Regions from separate parts of the Mus musculus genome. Here all the other regions are linked to region 3. Evidence: chromatin loops called from intact Hi-C (ENCODE). Cell type or tissue: heart. All regions are shown on one strand. Region 1 overlaps Tbc1d9b (TBC1 domain family, member 9B). Region 2 has its middle 39 kb from the start of Rnf130. Region 3 holds the start of Mgat4b (mannoside acetylglucosaminyltransferase 4, isoenzyme B). Region 4 holds the start of Mrnip (MRN complex interacting protein).

Evidence for each region. A loop is a pair of places that touch in the nucleus more often than their neighbours do. Peaks named below come from ENCODE experiments on the same cell type or tissue, not always from the same donor. Only the 100,000 strongest peaks of a DNase experiment are listed, where the experiment ranks them.
Region 1: it touches region 3 in a loop (3-fold over the local background); 19 of 42 quality-filtered maps call a loop at or near these places.
Region 2: a loop joins it to region 3, with 2.8 times the contacts of the local background. A loop is called at or near these places in 14 of 42 quality-filtered maps.
Region 4: a loop joins it to region 3, with 2.3 times the contacts of the local background. A loop is called at or near these places in 19 of 42 quality-filtered maps.

What each region holds. Positions count from the first base shown.
Region 1 is chr11:50,159,117-50,164,116 of GRCm38, forward strand. Tbc1d9b (TBC1 domain family, member 9B) reads left to right here. Exons shown (of 22, transcript NM_001290760.1): 15 at 527-595; 16 at 2,339-2,579; 17 at 2,930-2,995; 18 at 4,709-4,780. Among named protein-coding and RNA genes, the nearest start is that of Mrnip, 13 kb to the right of the region's middle. In heart, a CTCF peak has its summit at 2,636 (motif pointing right); DNase peaks (open chromatin) are centred at 2,773, 2,975 and 3,435.
Region 2 is chr11:49,983,818-49,988,817 of GRCm38, forward strand. No RefSeq gene overlaps it. Among named protein-coding and RNA genes, the nearest start is that of Rnf130, 39 kb to the right of the region's middle. In heart, CTCF peaks have their summits at 2,554 (motif pointing right) and 2,754; no DNase peak of the experiment used is centred here.
Region 3 is chr11:50,223,023-50,228,022 of GRCm38, forward strand. It overlaps Mgat4b (mannoside acetylglucosaminyltransferase 4, isoenzyme B), which reads left to right and starts at 2,313. Exons shown (of 15, transcript NM_145926.3): 1 at 2,313-2,717. The coding sequence starts at 2,621. Gm36556 (a long non-coding RNA gene) reads right to left here and starts at 2,199. Exons shown (of 2, transcript XR_388620.4): 1 at 1,792-2,199; 2 at 1-1,589. In heart, a CTCF peak has its summit at 2,227; DNase peaks (open chromatin) are centred at 2,289, 2,839, 3,539 and 4,369; H3K4me3 peaks cover 3,318 bases; H3K27ac peaks cover 3,515 bases.
Region 4 is chr11:50,172,375-50,177,374 of GRCm38, forward strand. Tbc1d9b (TBC1 domain family, member 9B) reads left to right here. Exons shown (of 22, transcript NM_001290760.1): 22 at 1-411. Mrnip (MRN complex interacting protein) reads left to right here and starts at 2,477. Exons shown (of 7, transcript NM_026543.3): 1 at 2,477-2,577; 2 at 4,453-4,512. The coding sequence starts at 2,512. In heart, no CTCF peak of the experiment used is centred here; a DNase peak (open chromatin) is centred at 2,387; H3K4me3 peaks cover 1,655 bases; H3K27ac peaks cover 1,295 bases.

The sequences.
Region 1 (5,000 bases), 64 kb before region 3:
CTAGCCTGTACCATATGCCCCTGCCTGAAGCCCTTGTCTTAGGCTGTTCAGGGGATGGACCTTTTGCCATCCCATGCACTGTTTAAACCTGTTCTTGGTCTCTGCCCTCGGCCTCCACATTCTCAACCCTCCCTTCAGGGTTCCAAGGCACTCAGGGCATTTTGCTAATTGAAGTAAAAAGACCTGCCTGGCAAATTATAGAACCCCTTCCAGGCAGCTGGAGCAAAGATGCCATCCATCAGCCCATGTCCCTCAGTGGGTCGGTCAGGAGAGAAAGAGCCCATCTAAGCACCCACCCCAGGAAGAGTTCCAGGGAGGGGAACTGCCTGGCAGGTAGTGGTGAAGGGTGAGCACACAGGTTCCCTCTCCTGAGTAGACCCACCCTCGTGTGCTTGGCCACTGGTGACAGCAAAGGGCAGCCACACCCTTGCTGCCCTTTGACACTGTTTGCATGAGAACAAGCACTTGTCTGGACTCTGGCAGGAACTTGGGCCCTCCACTACCAACATTTCATCTTTCCTTCTAGGTCCGAGCCATACCAGGGGACATCGGCTTCTCCATTGAAGAGCTGGAGGATCTTTACATGGTGTTTAAGGTGACAGTGAACACAGGGGTGGGTGGAGCTCCCCACCTCGGCTGTTAAGTCTGTCCTCAAACAGCAGCTCCTAGTCAGGAAACTCCTTGTCCCCAGTTGCAGTTCCTGTGAACCATGTGTGGCAGAATTTAATCTTTCTTGGCAATTAGTGAACAGAGTGTGCACATGAGCACCTCAGGTGTTACTCCTGAAGCCGATGCTTATAAAGACAGGGTCCCTCATTGCCAAGAGCTTACCAAGTAAGCTAGGCTGGCTGGCCCGTGAGCCCCAGCCCCCTGCTTCTGCCTCACAGCGTGTGATTCTAAAGGCACACCACCACAAGCACCATTGTTGTTGTTTTGCGTTTCGAGACAGAGTTTCTCTATGTAGCTTTGACTGTCCTGGAACTCACTCTGTAGACAGAGTGAATCTACAGAGTCACTACAGAGTCTCTGGCCTCTAACTCATAGGGATCCGCCTGTCTCTGCCTCCCAAGTGCTGGGATTAAAGGCGAGCACCACCACTGCTTGGTGCACCTTTTTTTTTTTTTTTTTTTTTTTTAGATCTCATGGTTACATGTACTTATGGTGGTGCATGTATAGAAATCAGAGGACAGCTTGTGAGTGTGGGTTCTCTCCTTTTATTGTGTGTTCCGGGGATCAAACTCATGGCATTCCATTTGGCCGCAAGCACCTTTATTCCCTGAGCTGTGTTTCCAGTCCCACACACCCAGCTTTTTTATGTTGGTTCTGGGGACCAAAGTTAGGTTCTCATGCTTGCATGACAAGCAGTTTACTGACTGTACTCTAATAGAGCACTCCTAAATAGCAGGGGGGAAAAAACAAAACAACAACAACAACAAAAATTCAACCCAACTCACACAGAAGAGGGAACACACCTACTCATTTAACTGGAAAGTTACACAGCTTCAGGCATGGCTGAGTCAGGGTACTGAAACTGGCTGTGACACTCCTCCATCCCAGTTAACCTCTGGGCTGCTTTTCCTGTAGGACTGTCCTGAGCAGCTCCTGGGTCAGGCTCTCAGGGACCCCGGTGGAAACTGAATTTTCTTTCTAAGTAGTTTTAGCAAAAGACACAGATCAGGCATTGGGATGAGTCAACCTAGGTGCTGTAGCTAAGGGGTGGTTTGGGCTGCAACAACCCAGTGATGGTGGGTAACCTACAGCCTTGTAACCCCTAGCCCAAGGGTGAGTCTGCACACAAAATTCAGGTGCATCAAAAGGAGGGGGAAGGGCATGGAGGGGCGCGGGGGCAAAGGCGAAAGTCCACACTCCCTCTGTTTGGTTTGGTTTGGTTTGGGTTTGGGTTTTGGTGGTGTGGGGTTGGTTAGTTGACTGATGGAGCAAGTGAGTAGGTTGGGTGGGTATTTTGTTCTGTTTGCTTTGGGGCTGGGTTTTCTCTGCATTGCCCAGACTTGCTTCACACTGAGTTCTGGAGGTCCAGTGATCCTCCTGCCTCAGTTTCTTGAGTACTGAGACTGTGGGTCCACATTGCCAGTTCCTGCAGTCCTTTTCAGCTACCTTAGGGTCAGTTGCCGAGGCGGCCACACTGTGTCAGAACAGTCAAGTCCATGAGGCCCTGTTCAGTTCCTCTGCTGTGCACTAGAGTGAGGGATCCCGTGAAAGCTGAGGTACCAGGCCAGAGCTCATTACCCTAAGAATATGGACAGATCAGGGAAGGCACCCTGGTAATCCTGAGAGTCAGGGCCCCAAAAGCCATCTCACCAGACGGTGTCCCCTGCAGGCCAAGCATCTGGCAAGCCAGTACTGGGGTGGTAACCGCTCAGCAGCCGTCCACCGAGACCCCAGCCTGCCCTACCTGGAGCAGTACCGGATCGATGCCAGCCAGTTTCGGGAGCTCTTTGCCAGCCTGACGCCTTGGGCCTGTGGCTCTCACACGCCTGTGTTGGCAGGCCGCATGTTCCGACTCCTGGATCAAAACAAGGACTCACTGATCAACTTCAAGGAGTTTGTGACAGGGATGAGTGAGTGTCTCACCCATCTTTCAAGCACCAGTCAGTGCAGCTGTCCTTCCTGAGGCCAGCAGGGGGCGACCTTGAGCCCTTGCCTATGCCAGACCTCAGCAGACTGTTCTACTGTCCCTCTCCTTGGGGCTCTGGCCCCAAAGAAGGTTAAGCTTTTCCATAGGGTCTTAGGGAAGCAGGAGGCCCAGGGCTCATTTGATCTTTCCTAGAGACCTGGCTAGGGAAGACCCAAACCTTCCCAGAGTGTGGAGTCTCCATTAGAGCCCACAGGAAGGGTCTGGGGATATGGCCTGCAGTGTGTTCCTAGAGTCTCCTTGCCAAGCATGTCCCTCCCTGGCCTTGCTCCACAGGTGGGATGTACCATGGAGACCTCACTGAGAAGCTCAAGGCGCTCTACAAACTGCACCTGCCCCCAGGTGAGTGACCTCAGGCTTCCTGCTGTGGGCTTCTCTGTCCCTAGACTGTCCAGAACCACGGAACTGCCAACACGCCACTGGACGGTTGTGGCCAAGAGGGAGAGAGTTAAGTGGAAGGGAGGCTCTGGGCCCAGTGGGGGTGAGGGTCTGGGGTTGAGGTCCGCCCTGCTGTTCTGAGCACAAGCCCAGAATGGGGAAAGGGCATGAGGGAAGATTCCAGTTGAGCTCCTCAGCCCATCAAGCAGGGCAACATGATCCAGAATCCACATCAGGGCAGGAGGCCATGAAGGAGGTACCAGTGAGACACAAGGTCCTAAACTGTCTTGTTCTTAAAGTAATTGTTAACCAAAGGTTCCTGTTTGTCCCAAGACAGCCTGGGACACTGCCTAGGCCACCTGCAGGTCCTGTCACATGTCCTCAGAGGCCCCACTTCCTTCCTCTCAGTAATGGAGCTGTTGTTAGGGTGGGAAGTTTCCTGTGGGCAGCTGGTGTGAGCCAAGCTGAGAGGCTCTATGAAGCTGGCCAGCACATGGCTCCAGCATCCTTCATGTGTGGCCAGAGCTCAGGATAGCCCCTAAAAAGGAGCTTTCCCTTAGTAGGAACCAGATCCAGAAAGGTGACAGTGATGGCCCAGGGTGCCATGCTTCCTCCTGTGGAACCACCCTAGGTCCTCTTGTCTGGGGCCTCCCCCTGAGTAATTCGAATACAGAATCTGCGGTCAGAATCAGCCCAAAGTGAGGTTATAAGGCTGCAACCACCACTCACCTTGCACCCCTGTGACTCACTGTGTGCAGTAGTGCCCAGTTCACTAATCAGAGCTCCCCAATGATGGTTCTATGGGTAGAGCTGAAGGCGCTCTTGGAGCACAACTCTCAAGTGAGGCTACCTTGCAGCTGGTGAGAGCCAAAGCCTGGGTTGCATCAGAGAACTGGGTTTGTGCCCACCACCTAATGCTTCATCTAGGTACTGGACTGCTTGGGTCCGACCACCCGTCTATGCCTTGCCCTGCTCCCTAAGCCCTACCACATCCCCTCCATACATCAGGAATGGTGAGGTCACATGGACACACAGCCTTGGGGATCTGAAACCTCAGGTTGCAGTCAGCCACTCCCAGCACATGTAGAGTGTGGGACAGGCTGGGGTATATTAATGTGGTACAGTTGCCACAATATAAAGTAAGATGAGTCAAGTGATGTGTGTGTGTGTGTGTGTGTATGTGTGTGTGTGTGCTCACGCTCGCGCATAGGCATGTAAAATGTCCCAAAGGAATCCGCTGAGCCAGGTCATCCTGTGTGGGAGGATAGCTAAGTTCACCAGGCCCTGGGCAGATGGATTATTTTCTTACTCAGCACATGTACTGCATTTCCCAAAACAGTTATCAGGGACTTAGCTCAGCCATAGAGCAAGTGCTTAACATACAGGATAACCTGGGGTTCAGTCCCCAGCACACACCCCCCACTGTCAAAATCAAGGTAGCAAGTCAGACACACTCGGAAGGCTGAGGCAGGAGGGTGCAGCGTTAGAGGCTGCCTGTACTACAGCGTGAGGTCCTGCCTCACCAACAAGTATGTCACCAACTCTACTAAAACTGTCCGGAGTTCGAGTAAATGGGGTTCAGCCTGGTGGTACATGACTGGGCGCGGGTGGCCTTTTCCTCTTTGACTAGAACTGGAAGTCTCCCCTGTCCTCACTGTTGCTTCTCTTGGAACACAGCTCTGATCCCAGAGGAAGCCGAGTCAGCCCTGGAGGCCGCCCATTACTTCACAGAGGATAGCTCCTCGGAAGGTGAGCCACTCCTGAGACAGCCAGCACAGCCAGCTGCGCTCTGCAGCTCTCCGTCTTCCCGTGGGGCCTGTGTAGGAGCCAGCAGTCCCACTGTGGGCTCCGGGAGCATGCCACCCTGGGGTGCTCTCTGGGAGGGCCCCACAGCACTCCCTGGGCCAGACTGGCCCCTGTAGACATTCTCAACTGTTGTTTCTCTTGCATCTCTGTCTCCCTGGACGTG
Region 2 (5,000 bases), 240 kb before region 3:
TAGCAGCTAGATGCGATACCAGCAAAGGCAGACAGCTAATGGAGGGATGGGAGACAGTCACAGGGCTCACTGGGCAAGCCATTGTCCTTTCAGACTGACCACATACATGCCCAGGGCCATACTCTAAATGCCCAGTGCCCAAGTTAAAGTTAAAAGACATGAGTTCAAAACAAAACAGAACAGAAATCCCATGACATGAATGGGTGGGGTGAGGTGGAGTGGAGAAAGCAACAGAAACCACTGAGAGGAGGTGCCAGCTGTCATATATATGTTGAAATTGCCACTGGAGATCATACTTGAGAAATAACGGAAAGTCTGGTAGCAATAAAGTTTTTTTTTTTTTTTTTTTTTTTTTTGGTTTTGGTTTTGGTTTTGGTTTTTCGAGACAGGGTTTCTCTGTGTAGTCCTGGCTGTCCTGGAACTCACTCTGTAGACCAGGCTGGCCTTGAACTCAGAAATCCACCTGCCTCTGCCTGACAAGTGCTGGGATTAAAGGCGTGCACCACCATGCCTGGCCTAAAAGAGATTTCTTTAAATGTTGTTGGAGGTGGGCTGGAGACATGGGTCGGAGGGTAAGAGCACTTGACTTGCTGATTTTCCAGAGGACCCTGGTTTGATTCCCACTACTCCCATGGTGGCTAACAACTCTAGTTTCAGGAAATCAGTTGCCCTCTTCTGGCTTCTTACTGCATTTAGGTGGTACACAGGTAAAAACACCCATACACATAAACTAAAATTTTAAATTAAAACAAATGTTACTGGAGATTGGATGGTTACTTTATAGCAGAGCAGAGGTAAGAAAAAGAATCAGAAATCCTGGAGTTGGAAAGCTAGAAGGGTACCGAGCATACTATTTGAGAAACAGGGAAAAAAATCAAGAATAGTGAACAGAATCTCATAACAACATGTGGCACCATTCACTGCACTGGGATAAACATAATGGGAATAGCAGAAAGGGATATCAAATAGCAGGAAAATTATATCATAGTTGAAATAATAGCCTCAAACTGACAACATCGATGCACATGTCTAAAAGATTCAACAAACTCCACCCAGGATAGACCCAAAAGACACAACACAGGCAGACAGACAGACAGACAGACACACACACACACACACACACACACACACACACACACACACAGGAGACAGAGAGAGAGAACAGATCACACAGAGCACATACAGATACATACAGGAACACACATGCATGTTCATGTGTGTGTGCGTGTGTGCACATACACACTGTAGCAAAAGTACAAAACAGAAAAAGAAAGGTTTCAAATGAAGCAAGATAAAAGTGACTTACCATCTACAGGAGGACTCCAATAATATGAATGGCTGTGATATAATCATATTAGAGGCCATATGGCCAGAGAGATAGGCTGGAAGATGCTGGAGTTGGGGAGTGGCCTCTGGTCAAATGTGTGACAGTGTAAGGGTGTACTCCTCGGCTGTCTGTCACTGTGACAACATGCCTGAACTAAACCAGCCATCAGGAGGGAAGCCTTACTTTGGTTTGCCTCAGAGATTCAGACATGGCTGCTTGGCTCCTGTAAAAAGACAGAGTCGCAGCAAAAGCACGCAATATGCAAGAACCCACAGGCATAAGTTCCTTCCAAGTTGGCCCTACCCCCTAGAGGTTCTGCCACCTCCAAGAACACCACAGGCTGGCAGCCAAGCCTTTGGGCCTCTGGGAGGATATTGTAGCTTGTAGGAAATGTCCCCTGTAGACTCACATGGTTCCCCATTGGTGAGATGTTGTGGGGGTTGTGGGATCTTTAGGAGGCAGAACCTAGCAGGTGGAGGTGAGTCACTGGGGGACCGGCTTTGAGGCTCATAGCTTGGCCCTGCTCTGGACCTCTCTGTGTTCCTACTGTGTTCTGGCCACCCCCACTACCATGCCCTCCCCGTCATGGTGGTCAGTATCCTCTCAAACCGCAAGCCAAAATCCTTCTTCTATTTAGATATTTCGTTCAGGTATTTATCCCAGTGATGGAAGCCAGACAGGTAGCTGGTGTGTGCAGAGGACTCGGCTCTCACCTTATGGGTCTTTGAGAGCTATCACGATTTGAGTGTGAAGCATCCCTCCTGGGCTCATGTGTTTGAACACTTGGTCATCAGCTGGTGGTCCTAGTTCGTGAGGATATAGAACCTTTAGAAGTGAATCCTTGGAGACAAACCTTGAACACTGAACGGGGTCTCTGCCTGAGCCTCTGCTGTCATCACCATGAACTTTACCATGTCTTCCCCAGTAGGATGGAATAAGACGATGGTCAGAATAAGTCTTTCTTTATGTAAGTCACTTCTGTTCCATATTTTGTTGCGAGGATATAGGAAAAGTACCTCAGGGGCCATTGAAGAGTCATAGTTTCTGACAATCCTGTTATTTTGTAGAAAGGTGGTCAGTGTGTCAGGTGGAAAAGAAAAAAGGAAACCTAAGAACATGGTGAAGCCAGCAGGCGACCGCTGCATGAGAAGGAGACAGCATGGCCTTAATTATTAATATTTTATTTTTAGTTGAAATGTGGTGGGTGTACGAGTGCAGTACCCACGGAGGCCAAAAGAGGGCGACATATCCCCTAGAGCTGGAGTTATAGGCTGTTGTTAATTGCCTCAGTGTGGATGCTAGGACCAAGGTTTTAGATCTGAAGATATGCTGCAAATTGCTTTCCCAAATAGCTATGTCTCCAGCCAATCCCTTATTGGTGCTTTTCTGTGAAATGTCGCAGGCACCAGAGACATATGCCCTCTGGTTTTTTGCCAAATTTCCAATAAAGAGGCCAACCCATAAGCGGTAGCTTACACATTGATTTTCTTTTTCCTTTTTTTCTTTTCTTTTCTCTTTTTGTATTGCATTAAAATGATATCCTGATTGCTGAGGTCTGTGTGGCTTCATCAAGTCTATGCCCCTTCTTTTTTATTTTTATTTTTATTTTTAAAAAAACTATAGTTTTTTGCTATGGAGGCTTGCAGAGTGAGCAGTCCTATGTAGAGCCACCAGGAGGCACCCTCTCCCCATTGCCCCCTACACAGCTCCAGCACACGCTTGGGACACAGCCAAGGGTGTCTTGACCAGACAGTAGCTCCACTCTGGGCCCAAACCTAACGCCCCACCCCCCCACCCCCCAGTCCCCCGCTCCCACAATGTCCTGGAATCTATTCCCTCCTTTCCACCTTGCCCTTCCTGAGATCTGGTCTTACTGCCCAATCTCATGAGGAGATCTTTCTCCCTGCTTGCTTTTAGATTCGGCTTCACAGATGGAGGGCCCGCTGTAAAATGAAGGCTAAACAGTGACGGCTGATGGAAGTACTCCTTGCACACTAACTTCTTTCCTGAACTTTCTGCAAGGAGTGTGTGTGTGTGGGGGGGGGGTGCGCTGAATGTGTGGAGACTATGATGTCTGCCTGAGGCTTATGTTCCAGAAGGGACTTGGGTGACTGGGCCTGTCACAAACCTGGTGCAAAATTTAGTAGAGTGCCCACGACTCAGATTAATACGATTTTTCTTTTTTTTAATTTAAAGATACGTTCTTCCTATGTAGCCCTAACTGGTCTACAACCTGCCATAAAGAGCAGGCTGGCCTGGAACTTGAAATTATCCTCTTGTTTCTGGAATGCTGGGGTCACAGGCATGAGCCACTATGCCCAGCTGAGTGAAATATTTTTTAAAAAACAAAACAGAATCTTGCTGTGAGCTCAAATTGGCCTGGAACTTACAATCTGAGTGTTTGGGCCTTAGGAATGCTGGGATCGCAGGTCTGGGCTACCATGACAGATTGCAATTTAAAAAGAAAAAGTTAATGAAGAGTGAATCCACGTAGTACCATTTTTTAAATTATTATGCTATGAGAGAGGGCCAGCAGTATTACAGACCAGAGAGCAAATTTTTGGAGTCTGACCTCTCTCAGCCATGGGGTCCAGGGGTCAAATTCTAGCTACCAACCTTGTGTGTGAATCACTCATACCCCCTGAGCCATCTTGATGGCCCAAGGATCAGTATTTTCTAGCCAGGGTCACACATTTCCTTTGTCTCGGGCTCCAGTGCTCTGGCCTTGCAGTTGAAATGCTAATTACCCTGACTGGGACATTCCACATTTTACAGGAACATCAAATTATCATCCTGTACTCCATAAAAATGTACAAGTGTATCCCAATTAACTTGTTAAATTTTGTTTTTACATATTAAATTGTATTTCGTGTGTACGAAGGTGGTACACTCATGCCACAGTGCCAGTGTAGAGGTCAGAGGACAAGCTGCTGAGCTGTGGGAGTCAGTTCTTGCCTTCTACCAAAGGGGTCCAGAGGATGGAGCTCCAGTCAGCAGGCTCAGAGGTAGAGCCTTTACCAGCTGAAGCATCTTGAGGCTCTAATTCTTTAAATTCTTATTACGTGTGTGTGTGTGTGTGTGTGTGTGTGTGTGTGTGTGTGTGTGTGTGTGTGAATTCGCCATGAGTGCAGTGCCCATGGAGACCAACAAAGGTCATCAGATTATCTGGTAATGGTGTTACATGTTTTGTAAGCTGTTCCCTGTAGATGCTGGGAATGGAACTTGGGTCCTCTGAGCCATCTCTTCAGCCCTGCTCCTAAATTGTTTAAATATTGTTTATTTGGAAGTTGAGATATTTTAGCTTGCTTTGATTGCACCTGAAGCAAGGGCATCCCTCACTGCACTTGAGTGCTAGCCTCAGCAGAGACTGTGAGAATCCCAACATTAGCTTTCAGAAACTAAGAAAAGAGTTAGTGTTACCATATGACCCAACAACCCAAACTTATAAATATAAACTCCCCCAAAATGAAAACATGCATTTATGCAAAAACTTGTATATAAATGTTCATTGCAGCATTAACCCACAATATACAAAGCATGAGGGTGGAATATAGCAGTGCCATTCCCTGTGAGTCCAGCATTCAAACACAGGAGTCTATGGGGGCCAAACCTATTCAAACCGCCACAGGTAGAGATGGACACGCTCAGGAATTTGACACCATTGATCATTGCA
Region 3 (5,000 bases):
GGCCCGGATTAATTAATTACTACAAAGGCAAAGACAGTGGAAAACAGGACACGTGCCAGACAATGCTGCCATTTTCAAAGGAGGAGGCTGGAGGTAGCCAGGCTGCTGTGAGGTCCTGCTCCTGAGACATGGGCTCTCCCTAACCCCAATTTCCTGTTTCTACAGAGGCTCTGCTCCCTAGACATCAGGGACCTTCTCTTATTCCTGTTCCCCTACTCCAAGGTAGCAATGGGAGAGGGGAAATCCGTGTGCTCACCTACAGTCCATGTCCTTCAGATCCACTGGTTTAATCATTATAGCATCTTCCTTAAGTCATCCACTTTAGTTGATGTTGAGTGCTTCACCACTCAGCTATACTCCAGCTCTAATATACTTTTTGTTGCTTGATTTCTAGATTTCTTTTTAAGTATGTGCATGCCTACACACTGAGCTTAGAGGTGTCTATTTCCCTTAGTTCCAGGTAGCTGTGAGCCACCTGTAAAAGCTGATGGGGACCTAACTGGGGTGGGTCCTCTGGAAGAGCAAGCGGTTAAGTACCTTAACTACGGAGCCACCTCTCTAGCCTTATTTGTTTTTAGGACAGTTCCACTGTATAGCTCTACTTGGCTCAGAATTTTAAATTTTCTATGTATATCAAGCTGGTCTTAAACTGTTTTGGGGGCTTGGGGAATGACAACATGGGCTCACTATGTATGGCTCACAGAGCTCCTGCCTTTGCTGTCTGGCTGCTAGCATTGGAGGCATGTCACACACTATACTGGCTCCACTGTTGTTGTTGTTTTGTCTTTTAAACAAAATTAAAACTTTATATGACTAAAATGAAGACCTACTATTTTTTGCACCACAGAGAAGACTCCTATGAAAACAGGACAACACACCAGGATACTTCCCCTCAGAAGGTTCCAACAAGATCAGGCTGTACTTTGCTCTAAGTCACTCCAAACTGTAAAACAGTGGCTTTTGGACTGTGCCTTGCCTTCTGTAGCTCCCCACCCCAACTCTGCCCCCAGAATCTTAGTATGCAGCCTTGGCTAGCCAAGAATTCTAAATGTAGACCAAGCCTTCCTTAAACTCATAAGGATCCTCCTGCCTCCTGGGTATGGGTCACTTTATTGTGCACGCAAGCGTGTGCATGTATGTGTGTGTGTGTATGTGAGATCACCACTGCAGCTTCTACTTTACTGAGACCATCACCCACCCAGCGTGTGATCACCCCTCCCCCCGACCCCACCCCCGCACGCGCTCACGGTCATTCCAAGCAGGGTCTTTCAGGACATCATACGTGGATGGCACTGTCGTGCCATAGACACCATGCAGAGATCGGAGAACCAATTGCAGCAGTCATTTCACTCCTTCCACCCTGTGGATTCTGAGGGATGGAACTCAGGCTTAGTAGCCGTCACCACTCTGCTCTTAGGTAGTAGCTCCATTTTACAAAGTAGCTTCTGGTTCCATTTTGAATGGTGATGAGACTCAAGAAGGGAAGTAGATTTGGCGCTTCCAAAATGCATGCCCCGAGGCTGCCTTGGCTCAGTGAGTCCTTTCATTGTGTGTCCAGTTCCTGGTTCCGCAGAGGCATGGAGGGAAGTCTGTAATAAGATGCAAGAAGAGACAGCAATAAAGTCTTAGGCGCCGCTGTACAAATAGGAACCAGAGGCGCCCCGCCCCCGCCCCCGGTCACCCTGCGGACCCGTGATCCTCTAAACTACAGGTTGAGCCTGACTCCCGCCCACAGCATGCCTGGCACCGGGAAGCTAGTCGGCTGGGCTCCGGAGGGTGCTCTCCACCTACAAACAACGGCTCTGTTACTCCTGAGAGCGGCCCATTGTCCTTGTTCGATAGAGTAGGAGCGCCTCCCCCGGTCCGCAGCACACTCTCCGAGGCACATCAGAGAATGCCCTGAGAAGGGAGTACTGGTGGGCGCAAGAGAGAGCAGCTGGCACTTTCTGGCTAGCCTGCTAGCTAGAGATAACCTCAGCTCGGCTACAGCGGGCCCCTCCCATGCCAGATCCTCTCTGTCGGGAGGAGGGCTTGAAGGTCTAGGTGTAGGGACTTGCTCATGGGATCTTCTGAAAGGAGACTTGGGGGAACAGGCATCTCCGCCGTCTGTCCCTGCTGCACAATAGCTGACCCTCATTCATCACCACTGTAGCCGCGACTTTCCTGGGGCGCGCTATTCCACGCGCGTGCCACCTTCCCAAGGCGGGCCCGCCGGGATCCCGGGAGCTGGCCTCCTACCCCGCCCCCTCGCGGTGCTCCCAGCGGCGGCGAGTGATGCGGCCCCTTTAAATCCCGGCCGCCCCGCCCTTCGCCCGTCGACTCGGCGGCGGTCCCGGATCCAGCCCGGCCGCGGCTCTTGCCGCCTTGCCCCAACCCTGCTCGGCCCCGGCCCAGCCTCAGATCGAGGCCGCCAGCACCGCGCACCGCGGAGGAGCAGCTCGCACGCGCCCTCCACCCCCGTCCCCATTCCCGCCCTGCCTGTAGCCTCCTCTCCCGGGCCCGCAGCTCCTCCGCGCTCCGGGGCCGGGGCCCCCGCCGCCTCCGGGCCCCCGTGCCCCGGCCCCGGTCCCCCGGGCCATGCGGCCTCGGCCCCGCCGGCGCCCGCCGCGCATCGGGGGAGATGAGGCTCCGCAATGGCACCTTCCTGACGCTGCTGCTCTTCTGCTTGTGCGCCTTCCTCTCGCTCTCCTGGTACGCAGCGCTCAGCGGCCAGAAAGGTGAGCCCCCACCCTGCCGCCGCCTGCTCAGGCCCGCACCGGGAGCACCTGAGCCTCTCCCATGCTCGCCCCACTTGTTTGCTTTTGGCATCACGAAATTCCCTGGTCAGGCCTGGCCGAGGGGAGCGAGTGGTTACCAGATCCCCGCCTCCGTGTGGCGCTCGGGACTGGCCTCTGCCTGCGGTTATCCCATGCCAGGGGCGGGCGCTTCCACTGGCAAGTTAAGGACCTATGGAGTTCCCACAGAGGGGCAGAGACACAAGGTCACAGAGGTAGTGTACCCAGAGAACCTGGTGCAGGCTCTTGGACAAGAGCTGGCACAGTATTGTTGAGACAGGTGAGGAGATAGAGCCAAGGTATCCATCTCCCTGCCCCATCCACTGTTGTGCTCTGCAGCAGCCCTGCTCCCGTGGGCGCTGCTCCCTGGGGGCCTACAGCCTCCTCCATGGCACCGAGCCCCAGGGTTCCTCTGTAGGGCCTCTTGAATAGCTAGCCCAGAAACCCTGATATGTGATCACTTTGTGGGGTTTCCTTGGCCTTTCCTGGTGCAGCTTCGAAGCTTGGGCTTGCTGGCCAGTCCACACTATGGCCTCCCAGCTTGGCCAGCCGTCTTGGGAGTAGAAGGACACAGGTCCTAGCACTGCTAGGAAGCCCCCTGAGCTAGGTTGAATGGTTTAAACTGAGTGGGAGCTGAGGAGTTCAGAGACCATGATCCACCCAGCCTGGACACAGGAGACTCTGAGCTGCTTCCTTCCTGCCTGCCTTCTGTTCTTCCTGTCATATCAGGCTGAGGTGGGCTAGCTCTCTCCCTCCCTCAAGCAGGCTCTCTGTTCCCAAAGGTTATGCTAAACGGGGAAGGGGAGGTCCAGGAAGAGGCCTGTGGCAAGTCCAACTCCTGGCATCAGGCTCCTGCCTGCTCAGCCCAGCCTCACCTCCTGTAGCACTTTCCCTATTTTAGTGGTAGTGGAGGTCTGGGCTGGTCTTGAGAGAATCACAAGTCAGGAACTCTAAGGAGAGATTCGATAGGGCCTGGCACAGAGAGAGTGTGGGATGGAATGAGCTATCAAGGGAGGGTATGGCCAGGGGACGGTTCTCTGAAGGTAGGGTGTGGCATCCAGAAGGGTACATTTTGAGCCCTTGGGAGAGTAGCCATGGAAAGCTATGAGGGCTGTAGTGGAGCCGTGTCGGAAGAACTGGGATCAGGTTGTTCCATTGTGGTTAGGGCCATTAGACTGTGTCTCATCCTCATTTGGTAGTGGTCCCGTGTGCTTCCTATGACAGTCACATGTCTCCATCTGATGTTAGGATACCTCCCGAGGGAGCAAGCCAGGAGACTAGCATTCTGAGGGCCTGGGGAGCAAGATCAGAGAAGAGTAGGGCTCAGATACAGAGTTCTTCCTCCTGAGGACAAGCCCTGTATGCATGGAGAGAGAGAAGTGACTGAGTGTAGCCTCAGGGCTGTACTGTTTCCATGGGTATCCAGCAAAGCCAGCTGACTAGAAGTCAGGAATCTTGACTGTGGGCCTTTCTCATTCTTCCACACAGACAAGTCAGTAGCAAACTCAGCTAGTCAGCCACTAGATTGAAGCTGGTTTCCACTTTGTAGCGGATATGGGGCTCAGGAGAGGAGGGTCCAGTACTTAGGGGAAGAGCAAAAGAACCGGAAGGGAGGATGTAGGCGGGGAGCCAGAGAGGAAAGAGGCAGCAGAAGCAGGGGTCACCCTAGAGCCTGGGTTAAGAGTGGGAAAGACTCAGACTTGGCCAGGTGCACCTAGGGTTTAGGACTCAGGTTCAAATCCAACCTTGGCTTTTATCTGTTGAAGCAGCCAGACATTCAGGAATCAAACTATAGCCTCAGCCAAACAGCTGCAGAGCTTGGACCTCAGGGAGACAGAGCCACACAGTCCTTCTCAGTGTCAGGGCCACGCTCTCACTGGATCCTTGCTCTCCTAGAGTCCTTGGGGACCGCACGACCCAGAGACAGAGTGGACACCTGCCACTCTCCACCTCGACTCCCTTCCCCCTTGCAGGTTTACAGCAGACCTTGGGCTGGGCTTGCGGTCTTCCTATGGCCCTGAGCCTATTTCCTCTAAGTACATATACAAAGTTTATACCCCAGCTTGGCTCCAAAATCTGTTTTCTCTGCCAAGAGAGAGCCAGGTGGAACACTGTGGTTTGTAGTCCTCAGGGTGTGTTAATTACCCTGCTTGTAGGGCATCACATGTTCCACACCCCGTGGAGTCTATTCTGGCACGGTCACTGCTGCAGTCCTCACCTGGGGCT
Region 4 (5,000 bases), 51 kb before region 3:
TTTGCTTCTACCAACAAATGGATCCTGATAAAGCCAAGTGCGGTGGGTGGCATGTCTATAATCCTGCCCTTGAGGATGAAGTAAGACAATTGTGTTGTTTGAGGCCAACCCTAAGCTACATGTGGAGATCCTGTCTCAAAAAGCTAAAATAAATAAGAAGACATTAGGTATTATTTACAACAATACTTTAAACTTTGCTGATTCCCAGCACGAATGTAAAAGCTGGGCATGGTCATGCCCACCTGTGCCCCAGTGCTGGTGATCAGAGATGGGCAGCCTAACCAGATAGCCAGCTTCAGGTTCAGTGAGAAACCCTGCCTCAAGGGAATAACGCAGAGCGATGAAATGGGACATGCTGGTCTCTGCCCACACCACCACACAAATACTAAATAAAAAATTTTTTAAAAATTACTTTGTTTGTTTAAAGTACAAAACGGTGATTTCTAGTAAACCTGCTGAGTTACCATCTGAACACAATTCTGGATCATCTCTATCAGCCCAGGAAGATCCCTTAGGTCCACTTACAGTAGATTCCTGTTCCCTTCTGGATCGTCTCTATCAGCCCTTAGATCCACTTACAGTACATTCTTGCTCCCTCTCCCAGCGCCAGGCAACCACTAGTCTGTTCTTTGTAAAAAAAATCCCAAACATTTGATTTTACCAAGTGAAGACTCAGGAGCCAGACATGCTGGTGAAAGCCTACTAGCTCAGAAAAGAGAAAGTACCCAACTGACCTTCTTCAACCCACATCCCAGAAGGAAAAATAAAATTTCTTTCTCCACACTGTCTTAAAAACCTTTCCAACTGAATGTCCCTCCTTCCTATATCCTGTGTGTCTCTCTATCCATGCTCCTGACTTCCTCTTACTTTCTATAGTTTTATTCCTGTGTTCACTCCCTGTCAACTGGTTGCTTGTTCAGCCTCCATACCTATGGTTGACTTTATTCAATCTTGTTTACAAGAAACAGCTCTTGGATTAAAGGTGTGTGCTAGAGCTAAGCCACACCACAACTAGGAACAGATTTTTCCAGTATACAATCTTATAGTGTGATCAGTTATCTTTCAAAACTCTTGGATTAAAGGTGTGAACTAGGGCTAAGCCACACCACAACTAAAGACAGGTTTTTTTCCAGTATACACTCTTGGGGTTCACAGTATGATCCTTCAACACCAATCTTGTAAAGTTTATGGTTTCAAAATACCAATTAAGCCAGGTGGTGGTGGAGCATGCCTTTAATCTCAGCACTTAGGTGGCCAGAATTAGGCAGGTTTCTGTGGGTTTGAGGCCAGCCTGGTCTACAGAGGGAAGGAATTCTAGAATAGCCAGGGCTACACAGAGAGGGAAGAAAAATAAAAAGAAGAAAGAAAAGAAGCCAGCCTGGGGGTATGCCTTAATCTCAGGTTTCAGGGGGAAGAGACAGGACTCTAGTGACTTAACCACTGAGCTCTAGAATGACTTTGTTTATTTTTGAAATATTTACTAATTTTATAAGTATGAATGTTTGCCGGCATGTATGTATATTTACCATGTTCATGCCTAGCACCCACAGAGTTACAGATACTCGTGAGCTGCCATGTAGGTGCTAGGAGCTGAATATGGGTCCTCTGCAGGAGCAGTTAAAGCCAGCGAGCTACAGCTACATAGTAAGATCCAGTCTCAAAAAATATATAAAAAATAAAAAATATAAAAAGTATAAAAAATATACTTTCCAGACCCATCCATTTTCCTACAATGTTGTATCCCAAACTAGCCTCAGACTCTGGAGGGAAAGAGGACCTTTTTTGTTTTGTTTTGTTTGTTTTGTTTTTGTTTTGTTTTTTTGTTTTTGTTTTGTTTTTGTTTGTTTGTTTTTTGAGACAGGGTTTCTCTGTGTAGCCCTGGCTGTCCTGGAACTCACTTTGTAGACCAGGCTGGTCTTGAACTCAGAAGTGCGCCTGCCTCTGCCTCCCAAGTGCTGGGATTAAAGACGTGCGCCACCACCGCCCGGCGATAAAGGACCTTTAATTTGACGTTTTCCTGCCTCCGTCTTGTAAATGCTGAGATCACAGTCACACGACAGTTTTAATTCAAAACCAAGATAGTTTATAATGTCAGCCATGCAAAGATGTCCTGGCTGTAGAAAAGCACCGTCCCTGCTCCGAGTCAGAGAGCCAAAGGCGATGGACCAAACACGTAGGAACACCAGCTCGGGTTGTGTTGTTGTTGTTTTGATTTGATTTGATTTGATTTGACTTGATTTGGTTTGTTTTGATTTGATTTGTTTTTTATGCTTGTCAGGGGATGGAGGCGGGGTTGGGAGGCCGGAGAGGCGAACAGTGACCACCGAGACAGTGGGCTAGAGCGGCTCAAGAGCTCTCAGGGGCGGGGCCGACTCAGTCAGAGAAGAACGGAGAGACGCACCAGGGCATGCGAGGTGGAGCTGAGCCTAGAGGGGCCGGAACCAGCGCAGGTTGGGCGGAGCCTGGGCGGGATTGCAGAGCCCGAGCTCACGGCGGGAGAGTGAGTCCTGAATGGCGCCGGCTCAGCAGTCTCGGGTTCTACGGTGCTGCAGCTGCCACATCTTTCAGGCGCATCAGGTGGGGTGGGCGTCTGCCTCACCCTCTTTCCTAGCAGGACGGTGGGCGAGATATGGAGGGCCGCGTCTCATATGGCCATGGGAAATGACAGTGACGAGGCTGAAGGCTGTGCTTCGTTGCTGTCACTTCACAACACGCCTCTGCCATTTTGTTTGTGTTTATCTGTTGTTGCTGCTGAGGGTTCTGCTCAGAGCTGTGGGCGCGCTCTTCCACTGAGCTACCACCCAGCCCAGTGTATGTCGGTTTTTTGCATGATCGTTGTAGAATCCACAGTAGTTGTTTCTTCTGAGGCGGCTTCCATTGGATACTAGCAAAATGGTCAGGAATCCAGGTTGAGGAGTAGCGTCCTCTACGCAGAACCTAGCCCATCATTACACTCAGTGTCTCTTCTCAGTTTTATTACAGTGAATGGTGAGCTTTAAAAGCCCTAGGGTTGGGTGTTCGCCTAACATTCCCACAGCCCAAAAATGGGATTAGGCATGGCAATGAATGAAGGTAGGAGGGCTTAGCGAGTTTGAGGCCAACCAGGGTTATCCGAGACCCTGTTTCAAAACAAGCAAAACTGAATAATGTATAAGCAGTTTGGACTCCATTTTGACATTCCCCTTGGTGGGCCCGGATGTCACTTGGTGCCTCTACCTGCAGCCTTATCTTCGTGGTAATAGTTACCTCCATGCTCATTAGAGCCAGCACAACCCATAAATGGTTAAAGGGGATAGTGGTCGGTGTTTGTTTGAGAGGCTTTGTTTCATACGTCAAGTTGGCTCCAGGCTCTAGATCCTCCTGCCTCAACCTTATTAGTTAACTTCTGAGCTGATCCCCAACCCAAATCTTAGTCTTGGTGGTAGTGGTTTTATTGTTTTAGGGGGTGGAATTTGGTTTGGTTTTGAGGGTGTTGCCAAGACATAATTTCAATATTTACTTTAGATTGACCTCTAATTCCTAATCCCTGGCCTCAGCTTCCTGAATATCTAGAGTATATATCTCTAATGCCACGTCAGTCCCAGGAGACTTACGAATCAGCCTAGATCTCTTTGTATAGTTAAGCATAATCTTTCATGACATTTCTTCAAGGAGCTTTTGTATCTATATAAAAAAATTATTTTTATGTGTATGGTTTGCCTTGCATGTATGTCTGCACCCCATAAAATGTGGTACCCACAGAAGCCAGAAGAGGGTCTTAGATCTCCTGGAGTTAGAGGGACAGACAGTTGTGAGCTGCCACATTGGTGCTAGGAACAGAACTTAGGTCCTTTACAAGGGCAGCCAATTCTCTTAACTGATGAACTGTATCTCCAATGTACTAGCTGCCACAGAGGCATATCTCCAGCTCTGGAATTCCTGCCCCACTCTGTGCTCGCATGCGCATGTAGTGTGTGTGTCTGTGTGTCTGTCTGTCTGTCTGTGTGTCTGTTATATGCATGCTTGTATGCAGATAAGCACATGGAGGCCAGAAAGGAACATTAGTTCTGCTGTCTTTCCACCTTATTTCTCTGGAACAGGGTCTATCACTGAACCTGGAGCTAGGCTGGCAGCCAGCAGTCCCCATTGACCCCATTCCCACCTCCGACAGTCCTGTGAACACAGGCTCACGTGGCTACGGAGATCTGACCTCAGGCCCTCATGCTTGCTCAGCAAATAAACTTTTACCCATTGACATTCCTTTTTTGGACCCTGGGATGGCAAAACTCCAACTGGATGTTTGTTGTTTCATACAAATGGCCAATCTTCCCAGCACCTACCTATTAAATAGTACAGTCCTTCCTCACCTAAAATGCTACTTTCAGGGCTGGGGGTATAGCTAAGTTATTTCTGATTCACATCTACCTGTCATATGAAGTTGTTTGAGCTATAATTTCCAATATTTCATTGTAGGTGAAGAAGAGTCTCAAATGGACATGCAAGGCTTGTGGAGAGAAGCAGTCATTTGTTCGGGTAAGTACTGAGAAAAAAACTAAAGAGCCCAACCTCTCTTCCTACAGCCAGGATCCTTTTCTCTCACAGTTCACCTTTGAGAGCTGCTGCACCCTGGGTTCCTTCCTCCTGCATCGTCAGTGGGTGGAGCAGTGACTACACAGGGTCTGTCCTTCACTCCTTCGTTCAGCAAGGGTTTCTTCAGTAGCTTCTGCATGCCGGGCACAGGGAGACAATAGGAAGTAGGAACACTGTAACCTTGGGGCTTACAGATGTGCTTCTGTGGAAGGGTAAATAATTCACATGGGTGCACACACACATGTACATCCATCATTCAAAACGAGATGAGCATCTTGAAAACACGGGGGAGTGCAGAAGGGAGCAGGGCTGCCTGGAGAGCTTTGTCGGTGCTTAGGAATGCTTGCTGCTCTTGCAGAGGACCAGAGCGTGTTTCTCAGCATCCGCCCACACTGGGCAGTATGCAACCATCTGTAGTGACAGAATGCCAA